2 separate regions of the Homo sapiens genome follow, and region 2 is linked to region 1. The links are chromatin contacts, found by Hi-C or POLR2A ChIA-PET in ENCODE. All regions are on one chromosome and are shown on one strand. The core of a region is the stretch at or near the end of the contact, and the rest is flanking DNA. Distances in the headings are between cores, read along the strand shown. Region 1 overlaps JPH3 (junctophilin 3). Region 2 has its middle 63 kb from the start of KLHDC4.

Evidence for each region. Hi-C counts contacts between places; a loop is a spot of excess contacts on that map. ChIA-PET counts read pairs that join two places held with the same protein, here RNA polymerase II (POLR2A). Pooled maps may share reads with other maps.
Region 2: a loop to region 1 is called in a map of B cell, with 13 times the contacts of the local background. The contact joins two enhancer-like sites. A Hi-C loop is called at or near these places in 2 of 168 maps with a recorded cell type or tissue (B cell and endothelial cell of hepatic sinusoid), 3 of 37 single-sample maps with no recorded cell type and 6 of 50 pooled maps. POLR2A ChIA-PET finds 5 or more read pairs at or near these places in 3 of 52 experiments (B cell, activated B cell and activated CD4-positive, alpha-beta T cell).

The regions. Positions count from the first base shown.
Region 1 is chr16:87,634,356-87,638,463 of GRCh38, reverse strand. All of the region lies in intron 1 of JPH3 (junctophilin 3), which reads right to left. Among named protein-coding and RNA genes, the nearest start is that of JPH3, 34 kb to the right of the region's middle. RefSeq lists an enhancer at 2,567-2,746. Within about 2 kb of position 1,908, at least 5 of the 41 ENCODE cell types and tissues checked have a DNase peak (open chromatin) inside an H3K27ac peak, as active enhancers do.
Region 2 is chr16:87,700,678-87,704,785 of GRCh38, reverse strand. It overlaps a transcript of KLHDC4 not described here. Among named protein-coding and RNA genes, the nearest start is that of KLHDC4, 63 kb to the left of the region's middle. RefSeq lists enhancers at 1-161, 811-2,010, 2,046-2,295, 3,026-3,075 and a silencer at 2,416-2,475. Within about 2 kb of position 2,290, at least 6 of the 41 ENCODE cell types and tissues checked have a DNase peak (open chromatin) inside an H3K27ac peak, as active enhancers do.

The sequences.
Region 1 (4,108 bases), core at 659-3,158:
TCATGGTGGTCGCTCCTGTGTCTCCCCAGTAGCCTCTGGCGTTCCGGCCATGAACAGCACCCCCACCCTGTGCTCCACGGTCCAGGCACTTAGGTGTCCAGTGAACGTGTCTGTTCACCAGCAAAGGGCTGGAGCAAACACAAAACACAGCTGAGACAGGAGAATCATTTGAGGCCAGGAGTTCAAAGCCAGCCTGGGCAACATAGTGAGACCCCATCTCATTAAAAATTAAAATTTTAAAAGGAGGCCGGGTGTGGTGGCTCATGCCTATAATCTCAGCACTTTGGGAGGCCAGGCAGGTAGATCACCTGAGGTCAGGAGTTCGAGACCAGCCTGGCCAATATGGTGAAACCTCATCTTCACTAAAACTATAAAAATTAGCAGGGCATGGTGGCGGGCACCTGTAGTCCCAGCTACTGGGGAGGCAGAGGCAGGAGAATTGCTTGAACCCAGGAGGCAGAGGCTGCTGCAGTGAGCCAAGATTGTGCCACTGCACTCCAGTCTGGGCAACAAGAGTGAAACCCCATCTCAAAAAAAAATTTTTTTTTTAAAGAAAAACACAAAACAGCACTGCTCTGACAACACAGAACACCAGCAGCCCCCGCACGGGGTGCTGGTCACACCCCCAACTGGAGCTCGGCATGGGAACACCACCCAGGAGGCCAGCATCTGGAATCCTTGAGCAAGAAGCCAACCCCGGGGGCACAGGGAGTCTGCTTTCCCTCGACATTCGCCCAGGGCACCACGAGGCGGAATGGCCTTCAAGCATAGACTCCAGTGGTGGCTGTTATCCCAGGGTTGTCCCCGAGAAAGTCCCAGATCTGGAAAGGAGAGCAGAAGGGCCTGTGAGTCACTAGGGTCTCACCCAGCTTTGTCTTTACAACTTCGGACTCCACGTCAGCGCAGCACGTGACTGGGTCCCATGACTCCGGGGGTCAGAGACATGCACACAGGACACACTTCAGGCCCAACACCGGCGCAAAATGAGAACAGACCCCGTACCACAAGCCTTCATTTAAAACACACACACACACACACACAAACACACACACTCTCTCTCTCTCTCTCTCTCCCCCATAACATGAACAGGTAAATCCAGAGACAGACGGATGATGGCCGGGGAGGAGCAGGAATGGCTGCTCACAGGGCTGGGGTTTTGGGGTGATGAAAGTGGCCTGCAACCTGATAGAGCTGATGATCAGAACCCCGTGAATGTGCTAGTGCCACTGAATTGCATATTGTAAAATGTGAATTTTATACTATGCCAATAAAACAACGTAGTGAGGTGAGGGTAGCAGAGCAGGGGGCGGAAGCACAGCGAAATAAAAATACAGATGTAAGATTTCCGACTCCTAAGATAAAAGAACGGCTGGTCAAATCCTAGGGGCTTTGAGAACACAGTCAGGGACCCAGGATCTCGCAGCAAACTCCCGTGGCCGACAGGGCCTTGTGGAGGCCTGACCCCCGTCATGCTGGAGCCTGGCCGGCAGTGCTGGGGAGCGTGTGGACCTGAAACCAGGCAGCCGCGTCCAGGCCCCACTGCGCTGCGCGTACTATGGCCGGGGAAGGTCAGTCACATCTCGGAGCTGAGTTAGTTTCCACACCTGTAAGATAGGGTGACAATCGCACCCACCTCTAGGTTTAAGCGACGCATGAACTGACGGAGCTCTGGCCATGCCTCCCGGCACAGTGTAATGAGGGTCGCCGGAGTCTTTCCTGCCCCGTGTTTGCAACTGCACGGTGTTGGATTTTTGCCCCTGGTGGGAACATAGCTCTGATTTTATAACTGATATCAGTAAGAAAAGGGGTTTGGCTACACGAAAGCACACGGCCTTCAGTTCTGCCGTGACTGCCTGCGTAGCCTGACCTCATCACCCCACAGCAGAGGGCACCAAAGCGCCGGGAACAGGCAGTGAGGGACAGGGCTTCCCCCAGACGGGAGCTCTGCGGGCTGGGCCTCCACGCTCGCCGCAGTTGCTCCTCTCCCTCGCTCCCTCGGTTGCTCAATAAAGCGACAGCCACTGTGACGGAGCTATTGAGCGCACACGCCTGCACCATCAGCTCGGCCACCCCCAGCCCTTTGCATTTATGCTTGATTAAGTAAACAAAAAGTCTGGGCTCAGTTCCTTGGCTGTGCCAGCAACACCCTAGTGCTTGGCGGCCAACCGCGGCTGAGGGCAACTGAGCTGAACGGCGCAGATGCAGGACGCCCCCGCCCCCACCCCACCCCAGGGCACGTGGTGGAGGCCTCTCCCAAGGTCAAGATCCAAGGCTGTGGGGGGCAAACCCAAGCCGCTGATTCCCAAAGCCTGTCCCATCGAACCTAACTGGTCACCTGCAGAACAGGCGGCTTGTGTGCATGAAGACAGGACCCAGTGTCGGGGGGACAAAGCTGCCCCGCAAGCTGCCCATCTCTGTGGGCCGCCGCGAGGGTCTGGCTCGGTCAGCACGGCCCCCAGAGCTAGATAATGTCCTGTCTGCTCCAGTTGCCCTGGCCCTGGGGCCCCGGAAGACACCCCAGAGGAAGGTGGGTTCGCAGGGTGCCCTGCTTCCTTCCAGACCCTCTCAGGAGGGTGTGGCTGCAGTGGATGTCGGTGCTGCCTCCGCACACAGGAGCCCCCGGCTCTGCTGCAGCCACCTCACCCACCGATGGCCCAAACACTGAGAGAGGAAGTCGGAAGACGTGGGTGGACCCCAGCTGAGGAACAAACCCCCTAAACCTTGCCCGTGAAACGCCGACTAGAACCACCACAGACTCGCAGAGAGCGGATGAGATGAGGCCGCCAGCAGGTGTCACTCGAGCCACAGCTGCGTCCCCACAGGGCTGTACCCCTCCCTTCCTGTTCTGCCAGGCTGGCATGGCCTGAGAAGCTGCATTCCTAATGCTCAAGGGACCCTGCTCGGAGATCCGCTGGGACAGTCACTCAGCGCCTGGCCTGCTTGGTCAGCAGCATTGTCTGGGTCCGAAAGCCAGAGCCCTGGGCCAGCACAGCCCCTCAGCCGGCCTTGTGGGTAAGTATGGCTGGCAGGCTCTTGCTGCTGCCTGTCTCTCACCAGGGCCTGCACATCTCACACCCTTGTTTCTTTTCCTCCTCTGAAGCCCCACCCGTCAGCTGACACTCTTCCCAAAACTTTAGTTTCGGAGCCCGGGGTCCCAGCTGGAGAGAGCGCAGCCCTCACCAGGTGCTCCACCTCCTCAGGGCCATGGACAGATGCCCCAGGTCAACACCTCCAAAGAGCACCTGAGAGGTCCCAGGGTGGGGCAAGGTGAACGCTTTGCTGGGAGGAGCAAGGAGCCCACTAAAGACCTGAGCTCATGGCCACAGCCCTGCCCAGGAGACACTCACTCATGTGCGGCCCCGACCCATGAGTTCTGGCAGGCAAAAGCCCCCACCCAGGCTCCCACTACTGTCCCAGAGTCCAGTGGAGGGAAAAGGGGAAACATTTCCATGGCTCCATGCAGGCGGAGGTCACCTTTCATCCACACACTACCCCGGGAGCTCAGCACTCTTACTGTGTCCACTTAAAGAAGGAAACTGAGGCAGAGACAGGTAAAATAACCCCAGTGTCACCCAGCTAGAGCGGGACTGAAACCTACGCTGAGCTGATCCGAAGCCCACACAGAGCGTCTCTCAGCCAGTCCCATGCTGTGCCTGCCCACTCGGGGCTGAGGCCCAACCCCAAAGCCCGTCCTCTCCCACCCTGGCGGGTCACAGCCTCCGTTCTGGACTGGACCACTGATTCACTCTGGCCCGCCTCACCTGCCTCCTATAGGGCCCGTTTCCCATGGGTGGGCACGGGCCAGAGCCCCCCTCCCGTCACAGCTTACCAAATCCCAATTAGATCCACCAGCCTGGGCCTGGGGCAGGGGAGCCCAAGGTGGTGGCTCTGCGGCTGGGAGGAGACGAAGCCTGCAGGGACCCCTTCCCACCTGGAGGCAGGGACGCAGAGAAGCCAACCCGCAGAGAAAGGAAGAAACAGGCACCACTGGGAAGGCGGCCAGGCCTCCACCCTGAGGGAACTCAGAAGTGGCTCCTGTGGGCTTCCGATGGCCTCCCCATTCCCGGCTCTGACACCCCTCAGGCTGGCCCATATCGACCAGCACCCA
Region 2 (4,108 bases), core at 1,041-3,540, 66 kb before region 1:
CAGGCAGTTGGTTTGTGTTTGTGTTTAGATGAGAGCAGTGTTGATTGCAGTTTGACATCTGATTTTTTTTTTAATTGAGTTGGTACAAGCAGGATGTCATTGGCTAGGTGACAAAGTCACTGGGGGACCAAATACCAAGATGCCCGTTGGTGAGAGAGACCCTCCCCAGGACCCTCCCCAGGCGCCTCCTTCTCCGTGACGTTCAGGACCCTCCCCAGGCGCCTCCTTCCCCGTGACGTTCAGGACCCCTCCCCAGGGCCCTCCCCAGGCGCCTCCTTCCCCGTGACGTTCAGGACCCTCCCCAGGCGCCTCCTTCCCTGTCATGTTCAGGACCCTCCCCAGGCGCCTCCTTCCCCGTGACGTTCAGGACCCTCCCCAGGCGCCTCCTTCCCTGTCATGTTCAGGACCCTCCCCAGGCGCCTCCTTCCCTGTGACATTCAAGACCCTCCCCAGGGCCCTCCCCAGGCGCCTCCTTCCCCGTGTGGTTCAGGACCCTCCCCAGGCGCCTCCTTCCCCGTGACGTTCAGGACCCTCCCCAGGGCTCTCCACAGGCGCCTCCTTCCACGTGTCGTTCAGGTGACGAGGCGAGACCCCGCGCTGGACGTGGCACTCGGGTGTTGGAGTGAGGTGGCGGCGCCGTGTGCTTGATGGTTTCCATCAGAGAAGAGTCAGCCTTCCTCCAGAAGGAGCGGGGGATGGTGGTTCCCCAGCCCGGAAGGAAAAGGAGCCGAGCTCTAGCTGTGATCACGGCCTCAGCCTGCCTGCCTTTGTGCATGGAAGGAACTTGCTAGTGACCGCTGCTCTCCTGGGCAGTGTAAGAGTGTTGTGTGGAGGCCGGGGGCGCTGGAGGCCAGTCTCGTTTTCATAGCCCAGATGGCTCCCGGCGCAGGTTGCAGTCACCTCCATTACTCTTTCACGAGAGAGCTGCAGCAATGCCATCTGGGGCCTGGCCACACCTGGTCACTGGTGTCCCGAGGCACACAAGCAGTCCCTGCCGGAAGCTGACACACTGTCATGGCCAAGGGCCACAGTGCAGGTACCACGGTGACCCGGCTTCCCTGAGTCCAGCTCACGCCCGTTTTCCTTGTCTCAACCTTCAGAGCCCTTCCAAGCCCCCACTGGCTGCAGCCCACCCAGGGGACCCACCTTTAGAGGCTGGACTCAGGCTTCACTGAGGGGTGAGAAGCGCAGGTTTACAAAGCTCTGGCTGGGAAGAAATTGAGTAACCACTCCCTGAGAAACAAACGGAGACGTTTAATTACATGAACGCACACATTTTAAAAACCGCCTGTGCACTCCCGGAGGGCAGAGCCTGCCTCTCTGGTTATTTTTGTGTCCTCCATTCACTTACAGGCTGTGACAAACCCTGTGCCCACGCTGCCTCCACTGCCGGGAGACTCAGGGCTGGGGGAGACATGCCCTGGTCACCACTGCGGAGACTCAGGGCTGGGGGAGACATGCCCTGGCCACCAGTGGTGAGCCAGCGAGACAGGACCCCACGCGCGCTGACCCGGGGACGCCATGGAACTCACTCGCGATTCCTGCACGCGCGCTGACCCGGGGACGCCATGGAACTCACTCGCGATTCCTGCTCACAGCACGTTTCCTGCTCGAAAACCAGGAGAGCCTCCACGTGCCGACTAGCTCTGTCCACACATCCATTGCGCAGCTCTGCAGCGGAAGGACCTTCAGTAAAGACGCTGGTTTGTAACGAGAGAAGCGTTCCAAAGTGTCACACGACATTGTTTATTACTAAAAGGAGCAGAATTTCTTTTTAATCTTGACAGTGTTGTTTTCGTAACAGTATGATTTAAACTGTTACATTCATTTAGGAAAACTTTTTTTCATTTCATAAGTAATCAAGCTATCTTTCCAGCTTAAAAGCAAAGAAAAAAGGCTCAGGGTAACTTTTTAAACCACTTCATCAATAAGAAAAGTTCTCTCTGTCATTGCACGGCGTGATTGTACACAGTATTAGCAAGCAGTTCACATGCGCCAGGGCCGACTTGGAAGGAAACACAGGTTAACACTGTTTCCTGTCCGAGTTCACAGAGATGTTTGCAGCAGGCTCAGTTGCTTTGGCAGCTGGAGCGAGGGTGCCTCTTCCGCGTGGCTCCCCTGAGCAGAGAGGCCCCTGTGGTTTTTTTCTCCGCCGGGCTCTGGGGACAGGGTTTCTGTGGAAATGGCAAATGGTGCAGATGAGCAGAGTCCTGCTAGAGAGGTCAGCTCAGCGTCCAGGAGGGGGCGCCTGCCCCCGAGGAGGCCACGGACATGCCTGGGAAGTTGCTGCCGGAGAAGTGTGCTCTGATGTGGCTACATTTGGGGACGCGGGCTCCCCAGAGGCCCAAGCGAGAAAGCCGGGGGTTCCCAGGCTGGGGGTGCAGGACGGGCCAGGCACTGCCCTGCAGGGCCCGCCCCCCTGCCCCTGCACCCTCACACCCATCTTCCTCTCTCAGCCTGACCCCAGGGCCTGGGAGCCCCCGGCAGACCGGCCCTCCTTGCCAAACAGTGGCTGCCCTTTATGGACTCGGCGCCTGGCAGAGCCACTGTGGAGGAGGAGTTGGCTGTCATGGTCAGGGGAGGCAGCCCTTGGGTTGTCAAGGTTGGTGGTCAACGTTGAACCCATATCTGCTGGAATCTCCCGGTCTGTTCCACACACGATCATGCGGGAAGCTCTGGGACCCGAAGGCTGTTCTGATCTCGGGGGTCACAAGTTCTCACAGCAGCCTGGGGTCACCAGGGACCAGACCCGGCGTTAGCCTCTGTAAGGAGCTGCCTGGCTGCTGGGCTGAGCTTTGTTGCAGGCCCAGGAAGATGACCAAGAAGGACAGAGCAGAGCCCCATCTACCACTGCTGGGAGGGCCCGAGGGAGCACGTGCACAGCAGAGCCCCATCCTCCACTCCCTGGGCTCGAAGAGGCTTCCTCGGTGTGGATGGCAGCTGTTAACGAGCAGTGGTGGTGCAGCTGGAGGCCTCTGTCCCATGGGGCACAGACGGGAGAAGGATGGCGGACGGGTGTGCACGCTTGGGAGGACGGGCGGGCGGCATAGGCCTGAGCAGGTGGCATGGGCGCACGAGAAGGGTGTGTCTGAGACAGGATGTTTATCCCAAATGCCAGGAGTGGACGAGGCGGACGAGTGGCAGTGAGGTAGGCATGTGAGGTTGTTGCCTGGCCCACTCTGCCGACCCCAGAAACCCAGCGGCCTGGGCCCAGCACCCGGCTACACATGGGGTGAGCTCACGCCCACACTGTGGCCTGTGCCCGTCACGGGGCTGCTTGCTTCTCCTAGGCTTGGGAACAAGCTGGCATGAACGCTGTGGCCGCATTCACAGCTCAGGCACTTCCACTTTGGGTTTCATGAAGAAACAGACTTAAAGAGCATTTGTTCCTAATGGGTGGGCTGAAGCTTGGGAGGAGCATTCAGCTTCTCTCCACAGTATGGCTTCACCTGTTCCTGAGCGCCCTGCTACCCTCTTGCTAACCTGGGTGGCTGAGGTCCTCTGCTTTGGTGGCGTTGACTTCCCGTCTGCAGCCAGCGCCAGGTGCCAGCCCCCGCCTCTGCTCATCGGGAAGCGCTGGCCTGCAGGTGCTTTGTGGTTGCCACGGACCCTTGTTCTGTCCCTTTCCAGCACCCACCCCCCACGCGCTGTGCATTCCGTAGTTCATTTTCAAGGCAGGGGGCACATGGTGAAAATACAGCCTGGCTTTTTTTCAACAAATGCAGCTGCACTCTTCCTTGCTTGTTTTGAAGGCTGAGCCAGCAACCTCCTTGGCACCTGGGGACAGTCGCTTCCTCAGTTTCTGCGTACCGACTGCCTCACCTGACACGCGGCCTGGGCGCGAGAGAAGCCAACCAGGTGCCTGAGTTGACTGACTCCTTCCGCCCTCCAGCTTCCTCCCTCCGCCCTCCAACCTCCTCCCTCCACCCTCCAACCTCCTCCCTCCGCCCTCCAACCTCCTCCCTCTGCCCTGCAACCTCCTCCCCTCTGCCCTCCAACCTCCTCCCTCCGCCCTCCAATCTCCTCCCTCTGCCCTGCATCCTCCTCCCCTCCGCCCTCCAACCTCCTCCCTCCGCCCTCCAACCTCCTCCCTCCGCCCTCCAACCTC